Regions from separate parts of the Homo sapiens genome. Here all the other regions are linked to region 1. Evidence: chromatin loops called from intact Hi-C (ENCODE). Cell type or tissue: PC-3. All regions are shown on one strand. Each heading gives the region's core, and the rest is flanking DNA. Links, peaks and the distances in the headings are about the cores only.

Region 1 (10,977 bases), core at 2,978-10,977:
GTATTAAACATAAAAGTTTTATGAGTGACTTCGTATGTACAATAATTTATGACATTAGATTCTGGCAGTTCCAATTTTCACTCCTCCATTTTTAATTGAAACAAAAAAATTTTAAGGTAATAGAAAGCAAAACATTTGGGAAAACTTCATGAATCTTTTTGATATCATTATATCACACTGTCACACGTTCTCACACTATTATTTGAGGTTCACTCAGTTATACTTACGGAAACACAATTTAGGAAATAACCTATGATTAAGAAAGAATCATCCATGAGTTTTTTTAATACTAAGTGAAAAAAATGATTCAGCCCTAGTATTTCAGATGCCATGGAAATGGGGAAAGTTTTTATTTAGTTTTAGTTTCATATTAGAACTCTATAGCCAACAGTTTAAAATCTGGAATGGGACTAAAATGTGGTCTAGTTCTGCCTTTTTATTTAACAGATGAGGAAACTAAGAATTGCAGGTGTTGAGTGACTTAGGGCAAAACTAGGTTTAAAATCACTGTTTAGGCAGGCCTCCCACTTGAGATCACCTAAGGTCAGGAGTTTGAGACAAGCCTGGCCACCATGGTGAAACCCAATCTCTATTAAAAATACAGAAATTAGCCAAGTGTGGTCATGCACGCCTGCAATCCCAGCTACTGAGGAGACTGAGGCATAAGAATCGCTCGGACCTGGGAGACAGGGGTAGCAGTGAGCCAAGATTGTGCCACTGCACTCCAGCCTGGGCAACAGAGTGAGATTCTGTCTCAAGAAACAAACAAACAGAAGAAAGAAAACAACAACAACAAAAACACTGTTTAATCCAGTAAAACTTTCTCAAGTGTTAATATAGTATAGAGAATGGGAAACTATTTTAAATCAAGTCCTCAAAAGTAATTGCAACAAAACCAAAAATTGACAAATGGGAACTGATTAAACTAAAAAGCTTTTGCATGGCAAAAGAAACTATCAACAGAGTAAACAGACAACACACAGAATGGGAGAAATTATTTGCAAACTATGCATCTGAGAAAGGTCTAATGTCCGTAATCTATAAGAAACGTACATCAACAACCAGAAAACAAATAACCTCATTAAAAAAATGGGCAAAGAACATGGACATTTCTCAAAAGAAGATATACAAGCAACCAACAAATATATAAAAAATGCTTATCATCACTAATCATCAGAGAAATGCAAATAAAAGCCACAACGAGATACTGCCTCACAGCAGTCAGAATGGCTATTATTAAAAAGTCAAAAAATAACAGACGCTAGCTGGGTTGCCGAAAAAAGGAAATGTTTATACACTGTTGGTTGGAATGTAAATTAGTTCAGTCCCTGTAAAAAGCAGTTTGGAGATTTCTCAAAGAACTTAGAATTACCATTTGACCTAGCAATCTCATTATTTTATATATATATATATATATATATATATATATATATATATATATAGAGAGAGAGAGAGAGAGAGAGAGAGAGAGAGAGAGAGAGAGAGCGAGAGAGAGAGAGATTATATATAATAATGAGATTATTATATATATTTAAAGGAAATAAATCATACTACTAGAAAGACACGTGCACTAGCAGAAATCATCCTAGGTGCCCATCAGTGGTGGATTGGATAAAGAAAGGGTGGTACATATACACCATGGAATACTACACAGCCATAAAAAATGAAATTATATCCTTTGTGACAACATGGATGCAGCTGGCAGCCATTATTCTAAGTGAATTAACACAGAAACAAAACCAAATACCGCATGTTCTCACTTATAAGTGGAAGCTAAACATTGAACACACATGGAAATAAACATGGGAGCAATAAACACTGGGGACTACTAGAGGTGGTAGAAGAGGGAAGGGAGCAAGGTCTGAAAAACTACCTGTTGGGTACTATGCTCCATACCTGGTGACAGGATCCTCTGTATCCCGAACCTCAGCATCATGAAATACTCCCATGTTACAAACTTGCACATGTACCCATTGAAACTAAAAGTTGAAATTATTTTTAAAAATAAAAGAAGCCTCTTTGGAGAGTCTTAGAAAGGGGATGACCTATATATACATTTATTTTGTAGATTTTTCTTAACCATGATAATGTATATATTAATACTTCTTATAATTAAAGCTAATTTTAAAATATTTTAAAAGTAAACAAACAAAAAAGAGACACTGATAATGAATGAAAAATAAACTTAAATATTGACAAAATTTTTAAAATGATATGTTTTTCAGTCCCAGCTCTGAAACTGTAGTTGGAGGGCAAACCATTTCATCATTATCATACACCATTTCTGTATTGGTAGGATAATGATCATAGTTTTTGTTTCACAGACTCATCATGAGGAGCAAATGCAATGATGTATGTAAAGGCTCTCTCTGCAAACTGTAAAACACTCAAGAATATAACAAATTATATTTATACAATAAATCTTTAGCTACAATGTAATGAAACAAATTAGCATTTATTGAGCAGCTGCTCTATGCCAAGATATTTTTTGTATGGTATTTTATTTTACCCTTATATCAACCCTTGAAACAGATGCTATTTTGCAGTTTGATAGATGAAGAAGACAATGAAGCTCAGTGAAATCTATTTAAATTTCTCTAGGTATTGTGGCAAACAAGTGAGGAAACAGGATTTGAAACTACATTTATTGGTGATGATTTTACCAATGGAATTTCCACTACTACGTAATGCATTTGGTAGTCATAGAAAAGAAACCCATTCTCCTCATTTGTGATAACTTGGATGAGGAAGAATGAGGACTAGGAGACATAAAGAACCTAATGGACTGAAATGCTGACATGACTTGCTTTTTTTTTTTTTTTTTTTTTTTTTTGAGACAGTCTCGCCCTGTCACCCAGCCTGGAATGCAGTGGTGTGATTACGGCTCACTGCAACCTCCACCTCCAGGGTTCAAATGATTCTCCTGCCTCAGCCTCCCCAGTAGCTGGGATTACAGGCACACGCCACCACACCCCGCTAATTTTTGTATCTTTAGTAGAGAAGGGGTTTCACCACATTGGTCAGGCTGGTCTTGAACTCCTGACCTTGTGATCCACCCACCTTGGCCTCCCAAAATGGTGGGATTACAGGCATGAGCCACTGCGCCCAGCCACTGACATGACTTCTATTCCAGGTAATGAGGTACTCCAAGTGAGACAGAATTGTATAGTAAAGGTTTTATAACCTGTGATCTGAATCGGGGCTAGATGAAAACTTGAGGGTACTCAGGAAGGATTCTAAGCTGGTCATGTTGGGTAGGTTAATAATTGGTGCCCCTTCAAATATTTGTTCTTTTAGTATTTGGTCAATAATTTCAGGGTCTTGCAGCTTAACTGCTCTGTAGAGAAGGGACAAAGAAGCCCTATATATTAGGTGATAGGGATCAATCTCTCCTCTCTTGTCCAGAACAATTGAATTTGCCGCAAATTTAGATACTCTTTTTACCAAAAGAAAAGCACTAAAATTAGCCGGAGCAATTCGATTTGAGTTTGTCTGAGGGGTGTGTGTGTGTGTCTGTGTGTGTGTATGTGTGTATGTGTGTTTGTGTGTGTGTGTGTGACTGCACATGCAGTAGGAGGGAAGGAGTGGGTGAACTTCTCTCTATCTCATTTTAAATTACTCTCTAGGAGAGCAGTTTGGGTAAATAAATTTTATTTTAATACGGCATTAGTAATTCACCACCTCTCATAGATTAGTGCTCCAACAATTCCTTGTTTTAAATTAAAGTTTGATTCAAACCAGATAACGGGGAGATTTTGAAGTTTTGAGAGCAAAGTGCGGTGGAAGATGCATATAAAATGATTTTAAAAGTACAACATTGGGGCCAGGCATGGTGGCTCACGCCTGTAATCCTAGCACTTTGGGCGGCTGAGGTGGGTGGATTGCCTGAGCTCACGAGTTCAAGACCAGCCTGGGCAACACGGTGAAACCCCATCTCTACTGAAATACAAAAAATAGCTGGGCATGGCAGCGGGTGCCTATAGTCCCAGCTACTTGGGAGGCTGAGGCAGGAGAATTGCTAGAACCTGGGAGGCGGAGGTTGCAGTGAGCTGAGATCATGCCACTGCACTCCAGCCTGGGCAACAGAGCAAGACTCCATCTCTAAAAAAAAAAAAAAAGGACAACATTGGGCAGGGTGGGGTGGTGGAATAGAGAGGAAATGGAAGCTAAGAGACCACACACACAGAACTGATTAGGGCCAATGATTAGCAGGATTTAAATGGAAACAAAAGAAAACAAAACAACCCCTCTGAATTTTAGACCTATTTCTTCCTCTTACAAGCAATGTGATTTTAGGCAAATCTCTTAACATAGTTTCATCGTCTAAACCCTGGGGATTAATATTTAGTGTTTTTGACACACACACACACACACACACACACACATATACACTCACCATTTATCTTGCAGCAAGGAATAGGTACTTTACAAATATTACCTCATTTATTCCTCATAATAACCCTATGGAATAGGTACTACTATTATTTCATTTTGCATATGAGGAAACTGAGGTACAAAAAGTCAGTTCATACAGCTAATAAGTGGCAGAACTGAAATTGGAATCTTGGCAGCCTGTTTCTAGAATCTGTATTAACCATTGGCTGTAACAGCCAATCTACAGAATTGCTGTGAAGATTAAGTGGAGAAGCTTACATTTTCCAGAAGATAATTTTTTTGTTTTTTTTTAATTGCTTTCAACATATTAAGTTTTTGTGGACCCTTTGAGACTCTGGTAAAATCATGAACATTATATACCAGCAATATCCACACATATACATAACATAAAAATTTACATAGCATTTCTAAGATTTCAAAGACCTCCAAAACTCCATTCAGGGACAACAAGTTAAAAAAAAGCCTGAATTTAACTTGGTTGGGTCTCCTTAACCTCACTGTCTCCCAACTAGAAGGTGAAAATAGTGATCAACTTCCCAGCTTCCAGTTCTAAGGGCTGAGAGGCCTACACATAATTTGAGGATAGGTTCCATACCACTTCAAACTGCTTAACAACGTGTTATTCAGAAGTCCTGGTTTGAGTTTGCTTTATAAGTATAAATTTAGAGCTAAAAATGGAGTGGAGAGAGAAACAGTTTGGTCAAAGTCTTTGGTCTTTGTAAAATGCAAAATATTTGGAAAATAGTCTGGAGGGGTTGGTGGCATTTAGCCATTCTAAGTGCCAAGAATCACATCTTGTCAGCTCTTGCTGATTCGCCGTTGACCTCAATGACCTCTATGTCCCTTCTTCATTAGAGCACACTGGGAGAGTGAAAGGATGGCGCCATTTGGGACCACACTAGGAAAAACAAATTCTACAAGTTGTACATTTCATCATTTTTTTTCTTCCACTTAAAAATCTTGACAAAGGTTTATCAAGTTGCTTGAAACCCCATTATGATTCAAATCAACAAGTTCTACAGAGAAAACCCACTGAACAATTTACTGTGGCTTGTAATATCTGTTCATATTCTTCTTAGCAGACACAACAACAAACCTCATTGTTTACCACTGGTTACTGAGACCAGAATAGGTAAGAAACAAAAGCCATCGTCAGATTTGTTTTGTTTTCCAGTTGGTTCTTTCTTTGAAAGAAAAACAACTGTCTTTTAAATCAAATCCTTACCCTTTTTTCTACTTCATTATTGGTAGGTCCAATTATAATTAATGAGCAACTAATGAACATTCGTTAACTTAGACAGTAATATTTTTATTTTTCTTTGGTTGATTCAAGAACAGCTACACAGATATTTACTCAAGATTATGAATTTAAAAACTTGACTAAAGGTGAAAAGTTATGACATAAAAGAAATGCCAAACATCTTTTCGTTTAGTAGCATAAAAATGCTATCAAGCAAGGGCATAATCTGAATTTTTTAAAAATTGATGTAGATCATTGAATTTGGCAAGAAGAATTTGTGTGTGTGTGGTGGGCAGAGGTTTAAATGGGTCAATGAGTTAACAAAGGCCGGTTCCTCACTGTCTGAAATAATTTACCGATTAAAACTCCATTCACCTGGTCAAACATGTTCTATCAATTTCAATCCTGTTTTGAAATTAGAGGTTTGCTCAACTTGAAAGGAGATTTATAAATAATTTATAAGCATTGATATCCATGCATCAGAGAAAGCGTAGAGAGATGAATTAGCCCTATTTTAAAACTTAGTAGTTAGAGTTCCAAATAAAAAGTCTCAAGGAAACACAGTGAATTTAGTAAGTTCCCAGTTAGCCAAAGCTATTGGCTATTGGCTGAATATCTGGTTCTTACGTAAGTTTACTCTGCATGTGACCTACGTACATTTATGTAAATTTACTTACATAAATTTGAGACAGTTATCAATACAATAGTACTTACATGTAAGAAAGTATTTAAGTTAAAGCAAATACTTAATGGTTCTTTTCATTTTAGCACTCACTGAAAATCAGGCATTTCAAAGTAACACCAGAATGTTTATATCTTTTATATTAAATAGATAGACAATTTAGCCAAAATCTTATTCTGTACTCTGCAACTCTGCTTAGCATATTGTTCAAACTATACAATGACAAAATTCCATTTTAAAGAAAATTAAAGTAGGATAAATTTAAAGAAAATTAAAGTAGGATAAATTTAAAGAACAATGAAAAGACTACAGACATCAATACTACTATATGAAAATTAAGTGATACCCCCATAGAATGTTTATTCCACTATCACATTTAGAGTATCAAAAATTCTCTTGGGAACAGAGATTACAGTATTTTGAAGCAAACTTTCAGTTTATAATTCCTTGACAAGTACAATTTATTAGCAGAAAAAATATTTTGAAAAGGATTTTGTTCTTTTTCTTAACATGAACCACAAAGTGCTTTTCTGTCTTTTTCTAGATACAGGCCTACATACATTAATTTTATGTAAAACCAGCTCCCTCTAGTGATAACAATAATGTTTCCAGCAAGAAACGAACCGGCTTTCTAGATTATTTATATAAAACCCTTTGAAATTGAATCTCAAAATAAACACTTGAGAAGATCGACTTTTATTATAGAGGATAAAAATTCTAATAACCTTCCAAGTCATTTGTTAATAGTCTTTCTTAGTTTAATGCTCTTTTAAACATGTCAATACGGGGAGTGACCCTGGTGTTCAACTTGTTCTCTTTGCTCACTGGGAAAGCCAGGCCCAGAAATATAAATGCACTCTGGTATGTTCAATAAAAATCAGTTTACGTTTTTTTTTTTTTAAATCCAATAAAGAAGCTTATGATTCAATAGAAAGATATGATTTTTAAATGCTAATTTCTGTACACAGACATAAATATCACTATTTAAATCAGCACTTTAAATATCCAGTTGCTTTCTTTGATATCACTGAGGATGAAAACTGAATTGTGTAACTTTAGCAATGTAAAACATCAGACAGCTGTTGAAGAATGAACTCCTCACTGGAACTCCTGAAGTTTGGCTATGGTTGGTATGATGTAGAACAGTAGTTTTTAATTTTTGCTGGAAAACACTAGTTAGCAAATTTTTTTGTTTTGTTTTGTTTTGTTTTGAGACGGAGTCTTGCTCTGTCGCCCAGGCTGGAGTGCAGTGGCGCAATCTCGGCTTACTGCAAGCTCCGCCTCCCGGGTTCACGTCATTCTCCTGCCTCAGCCTCCTGAGTAGCTGGGACTACAGGCGTCTGCCACTAGGCCGGCTAATTTTTTTGTATTTTTAGTAGAGACGGGTTTTCACCGCGTTAGCCAGGATGGTCTGGATATCCTGACCTCGTGATCCTCCTGCCTCGGCCTCCCAAAGTGCTGGGATTACAGGCGTGAGCCACCACGCCTGGCCGTTAGCAAATATTTTGGGACTTACAGGCCACGTGGTCTCTGTCGCAAAAAATTAAGCTCCGCTGTTGTAGCATGAAAGCAGTGATTGATTTGTTTGTGTTGAATCACCCTTCTATCCCTGAGATAAATCCCACTTGGTCATGATGATCTTTTTAAACAGGTTGTTGAATTTAATTTTTTTAGTATGTTTTTGAGAGTTTTTGCATCAGTGTTCATAAGGGATAATGGCTTGTAGTTTTCTTTTTTTGATGTGTCTTTGTTTTTGGTATCGGGGTAATACTGGCTGAGAGAATGAGTTTGGAAGTATTTTCTACTCCTCCATTTTTTGGAATAGCTTGAGTAGAATTGGTATTATTTCTTCTTTAAATAAAGATTTAAATTCTGCCATGAAACCATGGGGTCTCTGGCTTTTCTTTGCTGGGAGACTTTTTTATTTTGGCTTCAATCTCTAGTATATTTTATATTATTTTATATAGTTGCATAGTATATTTTGTATACTAGTATAGTAGTATATTTTGTATATTTTATATTGCATAGCTGCCCAGTATATTTTGTAATATACACTTTTTTAGATTTGTATAATGTTTGTAAAAAGGCAAAAATTCCAACACAAAAATGGGCACAAATATAAATAGAATAGTCACACAATAATAATAATAATGGCTCTTAAATATAAAGAAGTGATCAACATCACTCATAATTGGAAAAAAATTAAGTTACACTGTATTTTTTTCTTTTTCTTAAATTGTCTTTATTCTTTATATTTTTTAAAAAATTTATTTTTAATTTCTGTGGGTACATAGTAGGTGTATATATTTATGGAGTACCTAAGATATTTTGATATAGGCATACAACATGTAATAATCACATCAGGGTAAATGGGGTATATGTTCCCTCAAGCATTAATTTTTTTGTGTGACAAAAAATCCAATAATAATCTTAATTATTTTTAAATGTACAATGAAGTTATTGACCATAGTCAACCTGTTGTAATATCAAATAGTAGTTCTTATTCGTTCTTTCTATCTTTTGTACTCATTAAGGCATTCCCACTTTTCCCCCACAACCCCTACTACTCTTCCAAGCCTCTGGTAACCATCTTTATACTCTCTATCTTCATGAGCTCAATTGTTTTAATGTTTAGCTCCCACAAATAAGTGAGAACATGTGAAATTTGTCTTCCTATACCTGGCTTATTTCACTTAACATAATGACTTCCAGTATCATTCATGTTGTTGCAAATGAAGAATCTCATCCTTTTTCATGAATAAATAGTACTCCTTTGTGTATATGTACCACATTTTCTTTATCCATTCATCTGTTGATGGACACAAAGTTTGCTTCCAAATCTTGGCTATTGTAAATGATGCTGCAAGAAACATAGAAGTGCAGATATCTCTTAGATATACTGATTTCGTTTCTTTGGGGATATACCTAGCAATGGGATTGCAGAACCACATGGCAGCTATATTTTTACTTTTTGAAGAACCTCCAAACTATTCTCCATAGTGGTTGTACTAGTTGACATTCCCAGCAACAGTGTACAAGGATTCCCTTTTCTCCACATCCTTGCTGGCATTTGTTATTGCCTGTCATTTGTATAGAAAGCATTTTAACTGGTGAGATGATATATTATTGTAGTCTTGATGTGCATTTCTCTGATGATTAATGGTGTTGAGCACATTTTCATATACCTGATTGCCCTTTGTATGTTTTCTTTTGAAAAATGTCTATTCAAATCTTTTGCCCAATTTTTTTATCACAGTATTAGATTTTTTTTTTTCCTATTGAGTTGTTTGAATTTCTTATTTATTCTGGTTATTAGTCCCTTCTCAGATAGGTAGTTTGCAAATATTTTCTCCCATTCTAAGGAGAGTCAATTCACCTTGTTTGTTTCCATTGCAGTGCAAAAGCTTCTTAACTTGATGTGATCTCTTTTATCCATTTTGGCTTTGGTTGCCTGTGCTTGTGGGTATTACTCAAGAACTCTTTGCCCAGACCAATGACCTGGAGTTTTCCCCAATGCTTTCTTTTAGCAGTTTCATAGTTTGAGGTTCTAGATTTAAGTCTTTAATCCATTTTTATTTGATTTTTGTGTGTGGCAGGAGATGGATGTCTAGTTTCATTCTTCTGCATATGGATATCCAGTTTTCCCAGCACCATTTATTGAAGACACTGTCCTTTTTCTAATGTATGCTCTTGGCACCTATGTCAAAAAATACACTGTAGATGTATGAATTTATTCCTGGGTTTTTTATTCTGTTCAATTTGTCTGTGTGTCTGTTTTTATGCCAATACCATGCTGTTTTGGTTACTATACCGCTGTAGTATGGCTTGAAGTCAGGTAATGTGATTCCTTCAGTGTTGTTCTTTTAAAAAGGATGGCTTGGGCTATTCTGGGTTTTTTGTAATTTCATGTAAATTTTAGAATTGTTTTTATATTTTTGTGAAGAGTGTCATTGATAGATTATTCACTCTGTGAATAATCTCATCACCCACATTGTGTGAAGAATGTGGTAGGGGTTGCATTGAATCTGTAGATTGCTTCGGGTATAGTTAGGAGATTTTAAAAATGTTGATTCTCCCAATTCATGAACATGGACTATATTTCCATTTTTTTGTGTCCTTTTTTCATTTCTGGCTTCAGCGTTTTATGGTTTTAATTGTAGAAATATTCCACTTCCTTGGTTAGGCTAATTTCTAGGTATTTAAGTTTGTAGCTATTGTAAATGAGATTACTTTCTTGATTTATTTTCCAGATTGCATGCTGTTGGCATATAGAGATGCTACTAATTTTTGTATGTTGATTTTGTATCTTGCAGCTTTACTGAATTTATTTCTTAGTTGTAACAGTTTTTTTGGTGGACTCTTTAGAATTTTCCAAATATAAGATTGTATTATCTGCAAACAAAGATAATGTGACTTCTTTTCCAATTTGGATACCCTTTATTTATTTCCTTTGTCTGATTGCTCTAGCTAGGAATTTCAGTAGTATGTTGACTAACAGTGGTAAAAGCAGACATCCTTTTCTTGTTCCAGATTTTAGAGGAAAGGCTTTCAGTTTTTTCCCCATTCAGTGTAATTCTAGCTATAAGTCTGTCATGTATGGCTTTTATTGTGTTGAGGTCTGTTCCTTCTGTAAGCCAGTTTTTTAAATGTTTTAAAATGT
Region 2 (10,977 bases), core at 1,064-9,063, 200 kb before region 1:
TGTTCTTGTGATAGTGAATGAGTTTTCACAAGATCTGGTTGTTTAAAAGTATGTAGCACTTCCCCCTTCACTCTCTCTCTCCTGCTCTGGTCATAGTAAGACATGCTTGCTTCCCTTTCACCTTCTGCCATGATTGTAAGTTTCCTGAGACCTCCAAGCCATGCTTCCTGTACAGCCTGCAGAACTGTGAGTCAATTAAACCTCTTTTCTTCATAAATTACCCAGTCTCAAGTAGTTCTTTATAGCAGCGTGAGAGCAGATGAACACTGAAAACTGGTACCAGAGAAGTGAGGCATTGCTAGAAAGATACCTGAAAATGTGGAAGCAACTTTGGAACTGGGTAATGGGCAGAGGTTGAAACAGTTTGGAAGGCTCAGAAGAAGACAAGAAGATGAGGGAAAGTTTGAAAAATTTGCAACCTGACCATTTGGGAGGAAAGAAAACCCATTTTCCGGGGGTGGATTCAAGTAAAGAAGAACAGAATGTTAATAGCCAAAAAAATGGGGAAAATGCCTCAAGACATTTCAGAGACCTTCATGGTAGCCTCTGCCATCACAGCCCTGGAGGCCTAGGAGGCAAAAAAAAAAAAAATGGTTTCATGGGCCAGGCTCAGGGTCTCGCTGCTCTGGGCAGGCTCTGGACATGGCGCCCTGCATTGTGGCTGCTTCAGCTCCAGCCGTAGCTAAAAGGGGCCAAGGTACAGCTTGGACTGTTGCTTCAGAGGGTGCAAACCCCAAGCCTTGGCAGCTTCTATGTGGTGTTGGGCCTGCGGCTGTGCAGAAGACAAAAATTGAGCTTTGGGAGCCTCTGCCTAGATTTCAGAAGATGTATGAAAATGCCTGGATGACCAGGCAGAAATCTGCTGCAAGGGTGGAGCCCTTATGGAGAACCTCTACCAGGGCAGTGTGGAGGGGAAATGTGGGGTTGGAGCCCCCACACAGAGTCCCCACTGAGGCACTGCCTAGTGGAGCTTTGAGAAAGCTGCCATCCTCTAGACCCCAGGATAGTAGATCCACTGACAGCTTGTGCTGTGCACCTGGAAAAACTGCAGTCACTCAATGCCAGCCTGTGAAAGCAGCCATGAAGGCTATACCCTGCAGAGTCAATGAAGCAGAGATGCACAAGGCCTTGGGAGCCCACCCTTTGCATCACTGTGGCCTGGATGTGAGACAATGAGTCAAAGGAGATAATTTTGGAACTTTAAGATTTTATGACTGTCCTGCTGGGTTTCAGACTTGCATGGGACCTATAGCATCTTTGTTTTGGCCTATTTCTCCCTTTTGGAATGGCGGCATTTACCCTATGCATGTATGCACATTGTATCTCGGAAGTAACTAACTTCTTTTTGATTTTACAGGCTCATAGGCAGAAGGGACTTGCCTTGTCTCAGATGAGACTTTGGACTTGGACTTTTGAGTTAATGCTGGAATGAGATATGACTTTGGGGGACTGTTGAGAAGGCATGATTGTGTTTTGAAATGTGAAAAGGACATGAGATTTGGGAGGGGCCAGGAGCAGAATGATATGGTTTGACTCTATGTCCCCACCCAAATCTCATGTAGTTGAATTGTAATCCCCAGTGTTGGGGAAAGGACCTGGTGGGAAGTGATTGGCTCATGGGGGCAAACATCCCCCTTGCTGTTCTTGTGATAATAAGTTCTCATGAGATCTGGTTGTTTAAAACTGTGTAGCACTTCCCCCTTTGCTGTCTCTCTCTCCTGCTCCCATCATGTAAGACATGCTTGCTTCCCCTTCACCTTCCACCATAATCATAAGTTTCCTGAGGCCTCCGTACCCATGCCTACTGTACAGGCTGTGGAACATTGAGTCAATTAATCTTCTTTTCTTCATAAATTACCCTGTCTCAGGTAGCTCTTTATAGCAGTGTGGGAATGGACTAATACACATCTCTATTGGTTTTTGAGTCAAATTCTTCAGATAGAAAAAAAATGGGTCAATTTTACTTTGCTTTTTTTTCTGTGTCTATATTTTTTTCTGGGAACCATGTGGAGAGGTAAGTCCCAAAAACAGGATTCAATTAATCATGGATCTCTGGTCAGTATAATTTTAATTTCACTATCTTTCTCCTTTTACCAGCAGCCACCAACTATTTTTGATTCTATATTCTAGCTATTTCAAAATTCTCTCTTTGGTAGATTATAAAAATGATCACTTTTTTTGATAGCCATTTCATCAAGAGATACAGTCTATTTTTCCATTCTTTAATTCTGGGCTGGCTTGGTGACATGCTTTGGCTCAGAGAATGAGACTGACACACAACAGTGTGCATTCTGAGGCTGGATCTCAAGAGGCCTTGCATATTTCTTCTTGATCTCTTGTAGCCTTCACTGTATGAACAATGCCTGATCATTCTTCCAGAGGATGAGAAACCAAAGGGATCAAAAAGGAGCTGTTCCAGCTGAGCCCTTTAGCTTAGCCAGCTCCCACCTGACCAGCTATTAATAGTCGACCAGAGATGTATGAATCAGCAAGTTGAGATCAGGTGAGCCTGGCCCAGATCAGCAGAATTCCAATGAAGCCCAAACCATACTGATGGCCTGCAGACTCTTAAGCTAAATCAGGGTTTCTCAACCTTGGTAATATTGACATTTTGGACTGAATAATTCTTGGGGAGGAGTGGTACTTTCCTGTGCATCATAAAATGTTTAGCAGCATGCCTGGCTTCTAATAACTAGATGACCACAGCATCCTCACCCCCACTGTGACAACCAAAAATGTCTTTAGACATTGCCAAATGTCCCACCCACTTCCCCACTTCACTGGTTGAGGACCAATCAGCTAAATAAGTGGTAGTTGTTTTAAATCTGTAAGTTTTGTGGGTTTTTTTTGTATACAAAATGCTAATTAATACAGATCCCTTTTTTCTAGCTCTACTGACATTTTCTTACATTTGGTTCCTATAACTTTGCTTTGACTAAATTTTTGCCAGCTGCCTAACTAGTCTTTCTATTAATACTTGGGTTTACTCCTGTAACCCACTTCACACATTTCCATTAGTAGTTAAGCAAATAAACACACAAACACAAATCATATCACTGCAGTAGGACCTCATAACCTGCTTGGCAGAATTCCAAACTCCTGACATAAAAGGTCCTTTATCATTCAGTTTCCACTACAAACCATATGAGGAAGTTTGTATATGCCCCTAAAAAGAATGTTGTTGAATTTTAAAGTTGTTAGGAGCAGATTCTAGTATAGTAGATATTTCCTATTTTATTGAGTATTCATTACGCTGTTTTCCCTTGATCTGGGAAAAAATCCCATATCCTTTTTGGGAAATTATCTCTTCACTGTGTGCAAGATTAAGAAGCCTGTCAATCAAAGTATCTTGACTTTTTCTAACCAAGGGGATGGAAACACAACTTTAGGTACGTTAAATAGCATCTGCTCTAGGATGCAGACTCTTGGAGAATGATGCAAAACCCTAAACAATGATAGGTGTGCCCTTATCCTGTGGTAGCCAATTCACTCCTGTATAATAGTCTAATTTCTGATTCCCCAGTTTGTGTTATTTTTTTTTAAGCCTATTGTAGGCTTTTTCACCTGTACTGGCTGTGATCCTCTCAATATATTCCCTTTTTGGTAATATTATTCAGAGTTTTTTCTGCAATCTTAATTGATCACTCTCACAATAGAAAACAACAAAAACCTGAGTAAAGCAAGAATAAATAACAATGACCAATGTGTCTTTTATGACCTTAGATAAAGTGTGCATTAGTTTTCAAACTAAAATTAGTAGTTATCTTTTAAAAGTATAGTTTAACCATGAATTTATCATAAAATGTTATGGCGAGCTAACTGAATCCTTTTTTAGTCCAAAGGAAAGTTGGATGGCCATGAAACCAATAACTTGGTAGTAGAGACATCAATGGGTCTATAAGTCTGTGACTACGTATGCCAAATTTTTGGTATGTATTGCATTCCTTATTATTTAAGTCAATATATATGAACTAAATCTGATTGTTTGAGGTTTTGTGTGTAATATTTTCTCTTAAATATTTTGTAATATTGACAATAATATCATTTCCTTAAAATAACATTAAATTAATTTTAATATATTTCATAATATATACCTTTGACTAAATCAGTGTGGATTTCTCCCATTCCAGCCCTAATTAATGAAATTCTATTATATTTTTGCTATATCTATCTATAGAAGAAGGAAAAATAATTTTCTCTTAACCCTTAGTCTAGCCTCCTTCATTTCTAGCTAGCTATCTAGCTATCAATCAATCAATCGTATATCGAGGAATCAATTTCCTAGATGCTCCAAGTATTTATAAACCTTATCTTGCATGCCAGAAGTGGGGGAATCAGGTAGCTTAGAGTTTATTTATGCTCTATGCCACTTCTGTTTTATATGCATACTTACAAGCAGAAGACATGTTATAAATGTTCTTCTTCTGACTCTGAGACTCCATTATACTTGCTTAGGTTCTTGAGAAACAGGAGGATGCCCTCTTGAGGTAGTTATTAGCGCTGTACTCTTAAATGTATCCCCTGTCTCCTGTTCTAGGCACATGGTATCATACTTTTCATCCTCATTGTGTCTGAGTGAGGCCCTGTGATTGGTTCTGAATAATAAGTTATGAGCAAAAGTAGCACATGATATTTCCAGGGAAATCATTTAATAGCCAAGGCAAGAACCTTCATAATTCTTTTCTCTCTAATTTTTAATGTTTGAGATGGTGAGTGTTCCCTGAATGATTATGAGCAGAGTAGGTGAATGTATAGATTGAACAAGAAACAAGACTTGATTACTTTAAGTCAATAAGATTTTGTCACTGCAGCATAATGTAGCTTTTCTTGCCTGATAATATCTTTATTTCTGCAAAGTAATTCTTCAGAAATCTGCCTTTTCTCCTAATGGTAAATTTGTTTGGACAAGTAAGAAGATCATCTGAAGGCCCCCACTGATTCTTTAGCCAGTAGTCTAGAAGCTCAATCTTGGTCTTCTTTGGTATATTTGAAAGCACACCTAACCTGCCTTCCTACCTTTCTATCCACTTCCACAGGTTTATAAAGTCTCCTGAAATCTTGAAAATGTCTTAGACAAATGCCCATCATCTAAAACTCTATACCTAAAAAAGTACAATCGAGAAATTCTGCCCCCATCATCAACTTTTTTTTTTTTTTTTGGTTTTCAAAATCCTTTCCTTTTACCTAATAAAAGTTTCTCAAATTCCAGCCTGTTTTACCTCTTCTTGAAACAGGAGGGGAGATAATACTATTTATCTCCTTTTTTGACCCCCAATTTAATAAACATCCTTTCTTCCTCCTTCAGTCTTTTTATTTCTGTTAGCTCTCTATCAGTGTGACTTTGATCTTGATGCCTGACATGTGCTTTCACCTAGAGAAGGTGAAAGTAAAATGGGGATAGGGATTGGGGTAACAACAGGTGCTTTTTCTAACATTTTCTACTGAGGGCACAAAGCATGCCCTGATTTTTAAAAAATGCTGTTAGAATTGGTATTCACATGAACTCAGTTCTGATGTCATTTGTGACAGTTGGAGTGTGATAATCTGTAGGTTTTCTGATTCCAGTGAGGTTATATGCCTGCATATTGACAGGAAGGCTAAAGAAAGCCTCTTTTTCTACTCTTTCCATTTAGCTTGAGCTAAGTGACCCAACAGAGACCTATGAAAGCAGAGAGCAGAAGAGAAACAGGGTAGGGCTATGGGTCACACGTAGTGAATAGAGAAGGAGTGACATCAGTACGAAGTCTGTAGCTTAATAGTTTTCACTAACCACAGTGGCAGCTCTGAGATGAGTTTATTTTGAAAATTCAAGGTTGAAGCCTTTTTAATTCTGAGAAAGAGGAAATTTCTTCAGGATATGTTATTCGTTTCTTTATGGTTTGAGTTTAGTTTTGTTTCAATAGACACCTTTTATGAAGCACAAGACTTCTTTTTTTTTTTTAATTCTGGGAAAGGTGGGTATATAAATAAAATGAAATAGTTCCTATATCTCTTATTGACAGGTTAAATGGCTGGAAATGCTCAACTGAAAAACATTCTGGGGCTCTATTTTGGCTCAGTGGTGACAGAATAGCCATGATGGCCTAGGGCTTAGGAGCTTTAAATTTGTCATCCTTGTTGTAGGAAGTATGTGAGTAATAATCTCTTATATTCTTATACTTTAAGGAAGAAAAGGGAATATATTATTTTTTCTCAAAATATAATATTTTTTCTTTAAAGTCTTCAGAGAAAGAGCTCTCTGGACATTGGACATTCTCATTTCTTACAAGTTTTTAAAATTTTGTTTTAAATTGACAAATTAAAACTGTACCTATTCATGGGGTACATAGTAATATTTCAATTAACTTCATTTAACATAATGTCCTCCCACTTTATCCATGTTGTAAAGAATAACAGAATTTCATTAATTTCTATGTCTGAATAGTATTCCATTGTGTATACATACCACATTTTCTTTATCCATTCGTCTGTTACTGGACACCTATGTTGATTTCTAATCTCGGCTATTACGAATAGTGCCGCCATAACATGGGAGTTTAGATGTCTCTCTGATATAATTATTTTTTTCTCAGAGAGAAATATTTAATAGGGACTTATAAATCATATTTTTGGCAGTTGCAAGATGAGCCGGTGGATCCCCAACCATTATGTTATAATTATTTCCTTTCCTTTGGATAAATGCCCAGCCCTGGGATTGCTGGATCATATGGTAGTTCTATTGGTCATTTTTGAGGAACTTTTATCCTGCTCGCCATAGTGATTGTACTAGCTTATATTCCCACAAACAGTGTTTTAAGAGTTCCCTATTCGCTGCATCCTCACCAGCATTTTAAAATTTTTTTGTTGTTTTGATAATAGCCATTCTAACTGGGGTGAAATAATACCTCATTGAGGTTTTGATTTGCATTTCCCTGATGACTGGTGATGTTAAGCATTTTAAAATATATTTGTTGACCATTTGTTTGTTTTATTTTGAGAAATATCTATTCAGATCACTTGCCCATTTAAAAATCATATTGTTTGCTTTTCTTGGTGTTGCAATGTTGGAGCTCATTGTATGTTCTGGATATGAATCCTTTGTCAGATGAGTAGTTTGCAAATATTTTCTCCCATTCTGTAGATTGCCTTTTTACTTTGTTGATTGTTTGTTTTGCTGTATAGAAGCTTTTTAGTTTGACATAATTCCATTTGTTTAATTTTGTTTTTGTTGCCTATGCTTTTGAGGACTTCTTCCCAAAACATTTTCTAGACTGATGTTCTGAGTCATTTCTAGTGTGTTTTCTTCTAGTAGTTTTTTTGTTTCAGGTCTTACATTTAGATCTTTGGGCCATTTGAGTTGTTTTTTTAATAGGATGAGAGTTGTGGTTCTAGTTTTTCTGCCTATAAATATCCATTTCTTAGCACCATTTATTGAAGAGACTGACTATTCCCCAGTAGGTGTTTTTGGGACCTTTATCAAATATCAATTGATTGTAGATATATGGATTAATTTCTGGGTTCTCTATTTTGTTCCATTGGTCTATGTGCCTGTTTTTATGCCAGTACCATGCTGTTTTGGTTACTATAGCTTTGTAGTATACTTCAGATCTGGTAGTGTGATATCTCCAGCTTTGTTCTCTTTGGTCAGGATTGCTTTGGCTCTTTGAGATCTTTTGTGGTTCTATACAAATTTTAGAAATTTTTCTATTCCTGTGAAGAATGTCATTGACATTTTGATAGAGATTACATTAAATCTGTAGATTGCTTTGGGTAGTATTGTCATTTCAACAATATTGATTCCTCTGATCCATGAGCATGGGATGTCTTTCCATTTGTTTGTATCCTCTTTAATTTCTTTCATCATTGTCTCATAGTTATCCTTGTATATGTCCTTCATCTCATTTGTTAAATATATTCCTAGGTATTTTATTTTTCTGTAGGTATTGCAAGTGGGATTGCCTTCTTGACCTCTTTTTCAGCTAGTTCATTGTTTGTGTACAAAAATGCTACTGATTTTTGTATATTAATTTTATACCTTGCAACTTTATTTAATGTGCTTATTGGTTCTAAGTTGCTGGGGGTTTTTTTTGTAGAGTCTTTAGGGTTTTCTTTTCTTTTTTTTGCTTCACTTTATTTATTTATTTATTTATTTATTTATTTATATTACACTATAAGTTCTAGGGTACATGTGCGCAACGTGCAGGCTCGTTACATAGGTATACATGTGCCAGGCTGGCCCACTGCACCCATCAACCCATCATTTACATTAGGTATTTCTCCCAATGCTGTCCCTCCCCGCTGTCCCTCACCCCACAAAAGGCCCCAGTGTGTGATGTTCCCCATCCTGTGTCCAAGTGTTCTCATTGTTCAATTCCCACCTATGAGTGAGAACACGCAGTCTTTGGTTTTCTGTCCTTGTGATAGTTTGCTCAGAATGATGGTTTCCAGCTTCATCCATGTCCCTACAAAGGACATGAACTCATCATTTTTTATGGCTGCATAATATTCCACGGTGTATATGTGCCACATTTTCTTAATCCAGTCTATCATTGATGGACATTTGGGTTGGTTCCAAATCTTTGCTATTGTGAACAGTGTCACAATAAACATATGTGTGCATGTGTCTTTATAGCAGCATGATTTATAATCCTTTGGATATATACCCAGTAATGGGATCACTGGGTCAAATGGTATTTCTAGCTCTAGATCCTTGAGGAATCGTCACACTGTCTTCCACAATGGTTGAACTAGTTTACATGCCCACCAACAGTGTAAAAGCGTTCCTATTTTTCCACATCCTCTCTAGCATCTGTTGTTTCCTGACTTTTTAATGATCGCCATTCTAACTGGTGTGAGACGGTATCTCCTTGTGGTTTTTATTTGCATTTATCTAATGACCAGTGATAAGGAGCATTTTTTCATGTGTCTGTTCACTGAATAAATGCCTTCTTTTGAGAAGTGTCTGTTCATATCCTTCACCCACTTGTTGATGGGGTTTTTTGTTTTTTTTCTTATAAATTTGTTTTTAAGTTCTTTGTAGATTCTAGATATTAGCCCTTTGTCAGATGGGTGGATTGCAAAAATTTTCTGCCATTCTGTAGGTTGCCTGTTCACTGTGATGGTAGTTTCTTTTGCTGTGCAGAAGCTCTTTAGTTTAATTAGATCCCATTTGTCAATTTTGGCTTTTGTTGCCATTGCTTTTGGTGTTTTAGTCATGAAGTCCTTGTTCATGCCTATGTCCTGAATGGTATTGCCTAGGTTTTCTTCTAGGGTTTTTGTGGTTTTATGTCTAACATTTAAGTCTTTAATCCATCTTGAATTAATTTTTGTATAAGGTGTAAGGAAGTGATCCACTTTCAGCTTTCTACATATGGCTAGCCAGTTTTCCCAGCACCATTTATTAAATAGGGAATCCTTTCCCCATTTCTTGTTTTTGTCAGGTTTGTCAAAGATCAGATAGTTGTAGATGTGTGGTATTATTTCTGAGGTGTCTGTTCTGTTCCATTGATCTATATATATGTCTTGGTACCACTACCATGCTGTTTTGGTTACTGTAGCCTTGTAGTATAGTTTGAAGTCAGGTAGCGTGTTGCCTCCAGCTTTGTTCTTTTTGCTTAGGATTGACTTGGCAATGTGGGCTCTTTTTGGTTCCATATGAACTTTAAAATAGTTTTTTCCAAGTCTGTGAAGAAAGTCATTTGTAGCTTGATGGGGATGTCATTGAATCTATAAATTACCTTGAGCAGTATGGCCATTTTCACAATATTGATTCTTCCCATCCATAAGCATGGAATGTTCTTCCATTTGTTTGTGTCTTCTTTTATTTCATTCAGCAGTGGTTTGTAGTTCTCCTTGAAGAGTTCCTTCACACCCCTTGTAAGTTGGATTCCTAGGTATTTTATTCTCTTTGGAGCAATTGTGAATGGGAGTTTACTCCTGATTTGGCTCTCTGTTTGTTGGTTATTGGGGTATAGAAATTCTTGTGATTTTTGCACATTCATTTTTTATCCTGAGACTTTGCTGAAGTTGCTTGTCAGCTTAAGGAGATTTTGGGCTGAGACGATGGGGTTTTCTAAATATACAATCATGTCATCTGCAGACAGAGACAATTTGACTTCCTCTTTTCCTAATTGAATGGCCTTTATTTCTTTCTCCTACCTGATTGCCCTGGCCAGAACTTCCAACACTATGTTGAATAGGAGTGATGAGAGAGGGCATCCCCATCTTGTGCCAGTTTTCAAAGGGAATGCTTTCAGTTTTTGCCCATTCAGTATGATATTGGCTGTGGTTTGTCATAAACAGCTCTTATTGTTTTGCGATACATTCCATAAATACCTAGTTTATTGAGAGTTTTTAGCATGATGGGCTGTTGAATTTTGTTGAAGGCCTTTTTTGCATCTATTGAGATAATCATGTGGTTCTTGATGATGGTTCTGTTTATGTGATGGATTACGTTTATTGATTTGCGTATGTTGAAGCAGCCTTTCATCCCAGGGATGAAGCCCACTTGATCATGGTGGCTCAGCTTTTTGAAGTGCTACTGGATTCGGTTTGCCAGTGTTTTATTGAGGATTTTCACATTGATGTTCATCAGGGATTTTGGTCTAAAATTCTCTTTTTTGTGTGTGTGTCTCCACCAGGCTTTGGTATCAGGATGATGCTGGCCTCATAAAAAGAGTTAGGGAGGATTCCCTCTTTTTCTATTGATTGGAATAGTTTCAGAAGGAATGGTACCAGCTCCTCTTTGTACCTCTGGTAGAACTCGGCTGTGAATCCACCTGGTCCTTGACTTTTCTTGGTTGGTAGCCTATTAATTACTGCCTCAATTTCAGAGCCTGTTATTGGTCTATTCAGAGATTCAATTTCTTCCTGGTTTAGTCTTGGGAGGGTGTGTGTGTCCAGGAATTTGCCCGTTTCTTCTAGATTTCCTAGTTTATTTGTGTAGAGGTATTTATAATATTCTCTGATGGTAGTTTGTATTTCTGTGGGATCGGTGGT
Region 3 (10,977 bases), core at 1,777-9,776, 150 kb before region 1:
TCTGTGTTCTCTATTCTGTTCCTTTGGTCTATGTGTCTGTTTTTATGCCAGTACCATGCTGTTCTAGTTACTATATCTCTGTAGTATAGTTTAAAGTCAGGTAATGCCACTCCTTTTGGTTTGTTATTTTTGCTCAGGATGCCCTTGTCTATTCTGGGTCTTTTGTGGTTCCATATAAGTTTTAGGATTTTTCTTTCCTCTGAAGAATGCAATTGGCATTTTGATAGAGATTGCATTGAATCTGTAGATTGCTTTAGATAGTATGAACGTTTAGCAATATTGATTCTTCCAATGCATGAACGTAAAGTATCTTTACATTTTTTTGTGTCCTGTTCAATTTCTTGCTTCAATGTTTTATAGTTTCCATTTTAGAGATCTTTCAATTCTTTGGTGAAATTAATTCCTAGGTATTTAATTTTATCTGTAGCTATTGTACATGGAATTACTTTTTAATTTCTTTTTCAGATTGTTTCCTGTTGGCATACAGAAATGCTACTGATTTTTGTGTGTTTCCACACTTTACTGACTTTTAAAAAAATCAGTTTTAATAGCTTTTGGTGGAGTCTAGGATTTTCCAAATACAAGATTATATCATCTGGAAACTGACTTTTTCTATTCCAATTTGGTTGCCCTTTATTTTGCTCTTTTGTCTGATTGCTCTGTCTAGGACCGCAGTACTATCTAAAATAACAATGGTGAAAGTTAGCATCCTTGTCTTCTTCCAGATCTTAGAGAAAAGATTTTCAATTTTTCCTCATTCAGTATGATTCTAGCTGTGGGTGTGTTATATGTAGCTTTTACTGTGTTGAGGTATGTTCCTTCTATACTCAACTTTTTGAGGGTTTTCATCATGGAGTGATGTTAAATTTTATCAAATGTTTTTTCAGCATCAATTGAAATGATCATATTGGTTTTGTCCTTTGTTCTGTTCACATAATGCATCACATTGATTGATTTGCATATTTTGAATCACCCTTGCATTTCTGAAATAAATCCCACTTGATCAGGATGAATGACCTTTTTAATGTGTTGTTAAATTCACTTTTTTAGTATTTTGTTGGGGATTTTTGCATCAGTGTTCATTAGAGATATTAGCCTGTAGTTTTCTTTTTTTGATGTACCTTTGTCTGTTTTTTTATATTACTGGCCTCGTAGAATGAGTTTGGAAGTATTTCTCTTCCTCTACTTTTCAGAATAGTTTGAGTAGGATTGGTATTGGTTTTTCTTTAAGTGTTTGGCAAAATTCAGCAGTGAAGCCATGAGGGCCTGGGTTTTCTTTGCTGAGAGACTTTTTATTATGGCTTCAATCTCATTACTTGTTATTGGTCTGTTAAGGTTTTGGATTTCTTCATGGTTCAATCTTGATAGGTTGTATGTGTCTAGGAATTTATCAATTTCTCTTAAGTTTTCCAATTTATTGGGTATGTAGTTGCTCATAGTAGCCTCTAACGATCCTTGGAATTTCTGTGGTTTCAGTTGTGATGTCTCTTTTTCTATCTCTAATTTTATGTATTTGGGTCTTATCTTTTTTTTAATTATTCTGGCTAAATATTGTCAATTTTATCTTTTCAAATAATCAACTTTTTATTTCATTGATCCTTTGTACTTTTTTATTTTAATTTCATTTATTTCTGCTCTGATCTTTATTATTTCTTTGCTTCTACTAATTTGGGGTTTGGTTTGCTCTTTTTTACTTCTGTAAGATCCATCTTTAGGTTGTTTATTTAAAATTTTTCTACTTTTTTGACATAGCCACTTTTGTTATAAGCTTTCCTCTTAGTCCTGCTTTTGCTGTATTCCATGAGTGTTATTATGTTGTGTTTCTATTTCTATCTGTTTCAAGAAGTTTTTAAACTTTCATCTTAATTTCTTTATTGAACCACTAGTCATTAAAGATCATATTCTTTAATTTCCATGTGTTCATATAGTTTCCGAAGTTCCCCTTTTTGTTGATTTCCAGTTTTATTCCATTGTGTTCAGAGAAGATATTTGATATGATTTCAATTTTTTTGAATATTTCAAGACTTGTTTTGTGACCTAACATATGGCCTATCTTTCAGAATGATCTAGGTACTGAGGAGAAGAATGTTTATTCTCCACCACTGAATGAAATATTCTCTTAATATCTATTTAGGTCCATTTGGTCTAGAATGCAGATTAAGTTCAGTGTTGCCTTGTTGATTTTCTGTCTTGATGATTTGTTAAATGCTGTAAGTGGTGTGTTGGAGCTCCCAGCTATTATTTTATTGGGGCCCATCTCTCTGTTTAGTTCTAATAATATTTGCTTTATATATCTGGATGCTGCAGTGTGGGGTGTTTATGTATTTACAACTGTTGTATCCTCTTACTAAATTGACTCCACTATCATTATATAATGTCCGCTTTTGTCTCTTTTTAGATTATTGATTTTTAGATGTTTCTTCTTTTCTATTATATGCATTCAGTGCTGTAAATTTCCCTGCAAGCACAGCTTTCACTCTATCCCACAAATTTTGGTAAACTGTATTATCATTTTAATTTAGTTCAAAATATTTTTTCACTTCTTTTTAGATTACTTCTTTGATTGCTGTTTTATTTGGAAGGTTTTTAAAATCTGTATGTATTTTGGTAAATACATGGGATTCTGCATGTATTTCCCAGCTATCTTTCTGTTATTGTTTTCTACTTTAATTTCATTGTGGTCTCAGGGCAGACGACAATTTACAGTTGTATTGTTTAAAATTTCTTAAGGTGCTTTCCATGACCCAGATAGTGGTGTATGTTACTGAATATTCCATGTGAACTTTAGGAAAATACATAATCTGCTATTGTTGGATGAAGTTATCTACAGATGTTGATTGATTGATGATGCTGTTGAGGTCAAATAGGTCCTTCCTTACTGATTTTCTACCTAAGAGTTCTGTTAATTAAATTAATAATGTTATTAAATTAAATTAATAATATTATTAAATTAAATTAATAAAGAATGTTATTGTCTCCAAGTATAATAACACATTTATTTCTTCTTTCAGTTCTATCAGTTTTGCTTCACATAGTTTGACACTCTTTAGTTAGATGTATATACCTTAAGGATTGTTATACCTCCTAGAAGCATGGACCCTTTTATCATTATATAATGCTCATTTTGTCCCTTATAACTTTGCTTGAAGTCTGTGCTGTCTAAAATTAATAAAATATATTAATATAGCTTGATAAATTAAAACATAATAGCTATGTTTTCTATTGATTAGTAGTAGCGTGGTATGTTTTTCACCTTCCATTTACTTTTAATTTATACATGTTTTAATGCTTAAAGTTGTGGACAACACACAGTTGGATCGTGTTGTTCCATTCACTCTGACTGACAATTGTTGTCTTTTTTTTTTTTTTTTGGAGATGGAGTCTCACTCTGTTGCTCAGGCTGGAGTACAGTGGCGCGATCTTGGCTCACTGCAATCTCCGTCTCCCGGGCTCAAGCAATTCCCCTGCCTCAGCTTCCAGAGTAGCTGGGATTGCAGGAGCATGCCACCATGCCCGGCTAATTTTTGTATTTTAGTAGAGACGAGGTTTCACTATGTTGTCCAGGCTGGTCTTGAATTCCTGACCTCAGGTAATCTACCCTTCTTGGCCTCCCAAAGTGTTGGGATTACAGGCGTAAGCCACAGCACCTGGCCAATCATTGTCTTTTAATTGGTGTATTTAGGCCACTGAAATTTAAAGTGATCATTGATATAGTTGGATTTATATTTATCCTATTTGTTAGTGTTTTGTATTTATTGCCATTGTTCTATCTTCCTATATTTGTCTACTGTACTTTTTTTATTTTTTTGCCTCTTGTGCTTTTAATTGAGCATTTTAAATGATTCTACTTTTTATGTTTTCTTAGTTATCAAGTATAGGTCTTTTAAAAATTTTATTTCTTTAGTGCTTGTTTTAGAGTTTGTAATATACATTTACAACCAATCTAAGTCCACTTTCAAATGACACAATGCCATTTAAGGAGTAGTGTGACTACTGTATAAAAACAAAATAGTCATAATTCTTTCCTCCTGTCTTATGTGTTATTGCTGTCATTTGTTTCACTTATTCATAAGCTTATGCATATTTACATGTATATGCTTATGTATATATATTCACCTAAGTATGCATAATTAAATACTTTGCTGCCATTATTATTTTGAACAAACTCTTATCTATTACATCAAGAATAAGAAAAATAGAAGTTTTTGTTTTACCTTTAGTTACTCATTCTCTGACATTCTTCCTTTACGTAGTTTCTGAAACTATATCATTTTCCTTCTTTCTGATACATTTCTTTTTTTATTAATTGCAAGGCAGTTCTGCCAACCAATTCTCTCAATTTTTGTTCAACTGAGAAAGCCTTTATTTCTCTTTCCTTTCAAGGATAATTTCACAGGGCACGAAATTCTAGGTTTGTATTTTTTTTCTCTCAACACTTTAAATACTGTTATATCTAAAATAGCTAAAATATTGTTTGAATATTTTATTTTATTATTTTTTTTGAGACGGAGTCTCGCTGTCGCCCAGGCTGGAGTGCAGTGGCGCGATCTCAGCTCACTGCAGACTCCGCCCCCCGGGTTCACGCCATTCTCCTGCCTCAGCCTCCCGAGTAGCTGGGACTACAGGCGCCCGCCACCTCGCCTGGCTAATTTTTTGTATTTTTAGTAGAGACGGGGTTTCACCGTGTTAGCCAGGATGGTCTTGATCTACTGACCTAGTGATCCGCCCGCCTCAGCCTCCCAAAGTGCTGGGATTACAGGCGTGAGCCACCGCGCCCGGCCTTGAATATTTTATTCTACTCTCTGCTTGTTTGCATGGTTCTTGGGGAGAAGTTTCATCTAATTGTTTGCTCCTCTATGGGTAAAGTGTTTATTTTCCCTCTACCTTCTTTCTCTATCTTTAATTTTCTGAAGTTTGAATATGATAGAACTAGGGTTTTTTGGGGGGTGGATGTGTCTTTCTTGGTGTTCTATAAGCTTCCTATTTCTGTAATTTGGTGTCTGACATTAATTTGAAATTCACAATCATTATTGTTTTAAATATCCTGCTCCTTTGCTTCTTCTTCTCTAATATTCCAGTTATTCATATTTGTACCTCTTGCACTTGTCCCACAGTGCTTAAATATTCTTTTCTAGCTTTTTGTCAGTCTTTTTCTTCTCTGTTTTCAGTTTGTAGAAATTTCTATTGCTTCTATTTTGCCTCTCTTAGAATTTCTCTCTCTGCTTACATTTTTTATCCTTTCTTGCATGTTATCTACTTACTTTATTAAAGCCCTTACTATTTGGATCATAGATTTTTTTAAAATCTTGAATTTAGAAGTCTAGCATTACTGTTATATTTGACTCTGGTTCTGATGCTTATTTGATTGCTTCACACTGTGATTTTTGCCTTTTAGTATGCCTTGTAAATTTTTGTTGAGAGGTAGACATAATATATCGAGTAAAATAAACTGCATTAAATAGGCCTTTAGTATTATGGTGTAAGGTGTGGGGGCAGAAAAGGCCTTCAAGAGTCTCATCAGCAAATCTCCATCTTTTAGTGAGTCTGTGCCACTGGTGAGCTTCAGAAGTGCTTCTCAGGTTTCCTCCCACATTAATATTAAACAGGAGATTTAGAGGGAGTTGGAGCTGGGTATTTCCTTTTCCCACATGGAAGGCTAGAACCACCTCGAGTTAAGTGTTCCCTTCCTTTGGGCTTGTTAGGCTCTGATTACATCCTAGTAGGTTAGGCTCTGAGAAAAACAGAATGCTTTGGTGTATTTCAAAGTGGTTACTTTTTATCTCCCCCTGCTGGAAGCAGGAAGGGTTTTTTCTCCAATATTCATGGTGCTGACCTGGTAGAGCTCCTGGAGGTGAAACGCCCAGAAGTATGAGGGGTTCCCTACAACTAGGTATCCTTGGAGTTTTCAGCTTTCAGCCTTGTGCACACTGATTCTTCAGTAATTTGTTAGTTATGTTTCTTACCTCAGTGCTAGTTTCTGAAGAGACTTTTGCTTCAGTTAGTTGTTATTTTCTGAATCTACCTATATCTTCAATTTGGGAGGAGTGGCTTGCCTTGTGATCTTGCTTCTCTGACAGATCTAAGAAGAGTTGTTCATTTTTCAGTTTGTTTAGTTCTTTACTTGCTTTTTTTAAGACACAGTGGTGACTTCTAAGTTCCTTATATGCTGCACCAGAAACCAGAAGTCTCTTCTATTTTTATTCCACTTTAATAAGAGGTAGAGTAACTCACGTTTCTGTTATCATATTTAAGGGAAACACATTCTGTCTGCTTTTCTGCTTATTGGCCAGATGCTTTTATTTACTTATTCATGCAAGAAATATTGGTTGAACACCTACTGTGCATGTCAAGCATTTTTCTAGGAGCTTTGGATTCATGATGTCAAAGCAACTCCCTTTTATATTGATTATAAGAGGGATAATCTCCAACGTAGTGAAATAGCTTATTCATGTGTTGATTTTTAAAAATATATGATTTTTACATTCAGATTAAGCCAATGCCTAGTGAAATACCTTTTTTTTAAATACTTTAAATTCTGGTGTACAGGTGCAGAAAGTGCAGGTTTGTTACACAGGTATACACGTGCCATAGTGGTTTGCTGCACCCATTAACCCATCATCTACATTAGGTACATGATCTACATTAGGTATTTCTCCTAATGCTACCCCTCCCTTAGCCCCCTACCCCCCCCAATAGGCCCTGGTGTGTGATGTTCCCCTCCCTGTGTCTATGTGTTCTCATTGTTCAACTCCCACTTATGAATGAGAACATGTGGTGTTTGGTTTTCTGTTCCTGTGTTAGTTTGCTGAGAATGATGGTTTCCAGCTTCATCCATGTCCCTGCAAGGACATGAACTCCTCATTTTTTATGGCTGCATAGTATTCCACAGTGTATATGTGCCACATTTTCTTTATCCAGTCTATCATTGATGGGCATTTGGGTTGTTTCCAAATCTTCACTATTGTGGATAGTGCCACAATAAACATATGTGTGTATGTGACTTTACACAAGAATGATTTACAATCCTTTGGGTATATACCCAGTAATGGGATTGCTGGGTCAAATGGTATTTCTGGTTGTAGATCCTTGAGGAATTGCCACATTGTCTTCCACAATGGTTGAACTATTAAAGACTTAAATGTAAGACCTAAGAACATAAAAACCCTAGAAGAAAACCTAGACAATACCATTCAGGACATAGGCATGGGCAAAGACTTCATGACTAAAACACCAAAAGCGATGGCAACAAAAGCCAAAATTGACAAATGGGATCTAATTAAACAACAGAACTTCTGCCCTGCAAAAGAAGTGAACTTGCCACTTACAGAATGGGAGAAAATTTTTGCAATCTATCCATCTGACAAAGGGCTAATATCCAGAATCTACAAAATACTTAAACAAATTTACAAGAAAAAAAACCAACCCCATCAAAAAGTGGGCAAAGGATATGAGCAGACATTTCTCAAAAGAAGATAAGTGCATAAATGCAGCCAACAAACATATGAAAAAAAGCTCATCACCACTGGTCACTAGAAAAATGCAAATCAAAACCACAATGAGATACCATCTTATGCCAGTTAGAATGGTGATCATTAAAAAGTTAGGAACAACAGATGTTGGAGAGGATGTGGAGAAATAGGAATGCTTTTACACTGTTGGTGGAAATACCTCATTCTATATGAATAAAAGAAAGTTATGACAGCTTTGCAGTTGAAACTGACAGCAGTGATTTTAACAGTCTTAGGGATACAGTGAGTAAACATAAGAATTATTATATTGGTATCATGTCTAACTAATACAATACAGCTTATTATTAAAATGCATTTTATCTGCTACAAAATTATACCTTTGCTAGAACAGACATATCTTTGCAATGATTGGCTGATGCTGAATCTCTGTGTTGTAGACCCAAGTCAAATTGGTTAGCATCTTCAGTAATTATTTTTCCATGCAGCATAATGACGCTGACTTCCAAGGCCTTCATCAGAAAGCTAAAGCCAGTTTTATTCCCCCCACTGATATTATTCCTCTAAGAATTACATTTTAATATTTTGCTTGGGTGTTTTTTTCTGGCTCTGTTTAAGTGTTTACTTTTTAATAATAAGTTTTAAATGCATTTTGAATTTAATTGCTATTTTTGTTTTGATAGTACATGATGAGTGCTTGCTGTCTTGTGGTTTTCTTCATCCCACTACTGTTTATTGATTTTATCTATTCTCATTGATATGTCTAGTCAATCAATGTTGATTCAATAAATGACTTGTTTTAGTTATACTTGGAGATATCAGACTGTAATATTGTGCTCTTAAACATGTAGAAACACCATCAGGGGCATTAAGAGATAGTGTAATGTAATGCTTATATGCAGAGCTCTGGAACCAGACTCTCAAGGTTTGAATCATTATTCTTTGCGACTTTAAGCTGATGTGTGTGTTTGGCTTTCTGCATATAAAAATGAGATTTGTATTACAATCCAGCTCATGAACTTCTTGGAAGAATTAAATATGTTAAAATATGTGAAGTGCTGAGAACAGTGGCTAACCCACAGTAAATGCTATGTAAATGATTATTATATAATTTCAAATTTAATTTTGTTTTCCTTAATGCACTTTTTCTTTCCCTGTAATTTGACTTGTATCTTGCATAGTCATTCTCTGTTCCAAGACATTTAGTTAAAAGATTATAGTTTTGTTAGGAAAGAGTGGTTTCTGTGGAAGTACTAGAATACATCTTAGAATCTTTCAATGCCAGGAGTTGCTAGAGAGACTCTTTAAATATCACAGAACTTATTTTATCTTACAAGTTCAGAAAAAATTCAAGTTATGGAAATCTGACTCCCATACAAAAAATTTGTGTTTTCCGCCAAAGTATTCCTTGTGAGTGACTGTTACGTGATTCTACCTTCTCTCATGTCTGAATAAGATCAGCACTTAGTTCATGGCCTAACATCCAATAAATTCTGTTGATAGACTGACTGTAATTTTCTCCAACACTGTGTACTCCAGTAATTTCTACAGGGTCATCCTATTAGGATCTCTGTGAGACTCTTAAATATCTTTGTCACGCCAGTGAATGTCCTTAAATACATTTGTGCCATGAAAAACATTTTCTGTGCATTCTCTGACAGAATATTTGCAAGAATAGGCCTTGAACAGAGGATAAAATCTAAGGGAAAGAGTTTTCAGAACAAAAATGCGTTCTTAAGGAATTTCTGGGGAGAGTTCAATTCCATTACTTAACTATGTTTTTTGAAGGGCATACCAATGCCAAGATATGAAATAACCAGGAAGAATATTACTGAGGTGATGACAAACTTTTCCAGTAATAGCCAAAAGTGATACAACTTTCTTCCAAACCAAACTTTGCAATATTTTTAAAGGAAGGCTTGGTAACATTGCAATATCTAGAAGAAAATGAGAAGGTAGGAAGCCATCCTCCCTAGTGACTGATTACACTCCAGACACTGTGGAAGACTGAGAGCTATCTAGATAGGCAGTTTAAGGTGAGATGTCTCAGATGTGCAAGGAATGTTGAGGTGTCTGATAAAGAAAACACATTAAGACAGTGATATATAATTAGTGCTTTGGAAATTAATGTTCTCCTTATATTCATTTACTTAGAAATAAGCAGCATTCAAAATGATAACAGAAAACGTTAAATCAAAACAATAATCTAGGATTAGAGTCACAATGTAATAAGACATTGTCAAGATGAAGAATATAAAAGTGCAGTTAATTTTACAATAAAATTAAAAATTAACACAAAATTGTGCATTAGAGCTATTATCAATGACATTTATATTTTTCTATTTATTATAAAATTGAGCTACTTGGAAGTGGATGTTAATTTCCACTTCCAAGGTGCACTTGAAAGAACCATATCTAACTCAGCTTTGAACATTTAAAGTATTTGACCATTAAAAAAATTAATAAATGACAGCTAAACATTTTCAAAAGGCTTTGTGTCCACATTATTTGAGGGAAAAAATACAGCCTTCACTATGAACAGGCAGAAAATATTAAGTTTGTTCAAATTAGTTGAAATGGAATTTGAAAAATGAATTTCTTTATCACTGTAATGACTGGCTTCTGCTGTTGCCAAAAAGATGTAAAATTCGTCACACCTCACAGTGTGATTGTCCCTGCTGGGTGTGGCTGAAGCAGTGGAATTCTTGGTCCCATATTCACTGAGCAGGGTACTTCTCCTGATACAGGTGTCTCTCAGAGGTTGGGACAGTGACAGGAGACTCTTCTGGGAGGCACAGAGGAAAAACCTGGATTCCTCCGTCAGCCACCCAGCTCTACCTAGCTATCAGTCTACAGGACCCATGAAGCAACATCATGCCCAGAAAGGCAAAAAAGAGATAGAATGCTGAACTTTGTGGCTTTTTAATTTTGAGAACTATATTTGGTTTCATACAACTCTGATTCTTTTGAATTTGTGTCATCATCTTAACACAGTGAACACAGCACACACACACACACACACACACACACACCCCATTTGGTTTACATTCTCCTAATCTCTATTCTATTAAAGTATTGATTATATCATTACAATATTATTAGTTTATTTAAATCTTTAATCATTCAAAACCTATTTTGTTTTTCCTACTAATTTATACAATTGCTTTTATTGATTTTTGCCTTTTTATGCAGTCTAATTCTCTTTTATAAATTTGGTTTTGCTTCATCTTGTCTATTCTTATTCTGGTTTCTTATTTGCATTCTTATGTGTTGGTATCTTTTCTCAGCTTACTTCATTTTTAAAATTACAAGTGAATGTACTGTATTTCCCTCCCATTAAAAATATTTTTATTACTCTCCTAGCTTTTTAAATCACAGGCAGGAATCATGGCCTATGCTATAAAGTGGGTGCTATAAAGTTAATTTGTGCCCCAGGAAGGAGACTAATGATTTTTGTCTATGTCTTTCTGGCCTTTTAAACATGACCAACCTCCTACCCAGTTTAAATTGG

What was found. Peaks named below come from ENCODE experiments on the same cell type or tissue, not always from the same donor. Only the 100,000 strongest peaks of a DNase experiment are listed, where the experiment ranks them.
Region 2: it touches region 1 in a loop (4-fold over the local background); 4 of 110 quality-filtered maps call a loop at or near these places.
Region 3: it touches region 1 in a loop (12-fold over the local background); 2 of 110 quality-filtered maps call a loop at or near these places.

Annotation. Positions count from the first base shown.
Region 1 is chr3:154,754,401-154,765,377 of GRCh38, reverse strand. No RefSeq gene overlaps it. Among named protein-coding and RNA genes, the nearest start is that of MME, 320 kb to the left of the region's middle. In PC-3, for the core only: a CTCF peak has its summit at 6,920 (motif pointing left); no DNase peak of the experiment used is centred there; H3K4me3 peaks cover 890 bases.
Region 2 is chr3:154,948,465-154,959,441 of GRCh38, reverse strand. It overlaps LOC105374171 (a long non-coding RNA gene), which reads left to right. Exons shown (of 5, transcript XR_001740568.2): 2 at 2,343-2,503; 3 at 3,836-3,929. Among named protein-coding and RNA genes, the nearest start is that of MME, 130 kb to the left of the region's middle. In PC-3, for the core only: a CTCF peak has its summit at 4,490 (motif pointing left); no DNase peak of the experiment used is centred there.
Region 3 is chr3:154,899,343-154,910,319 of GRCh38, reverse strand. The region is part of intron 4 of LOC105374171 (a long non-coding RNA gene); the gene reads left to right. Among named protein-coding and RNA genes, the nearest start is that of MME, 180 kb to the left of the region's middle. In PC-3, for the core only: a CTCF peak has its summit at 5,778 (motif pointing left); no DNase peak of the experiment used is centred there.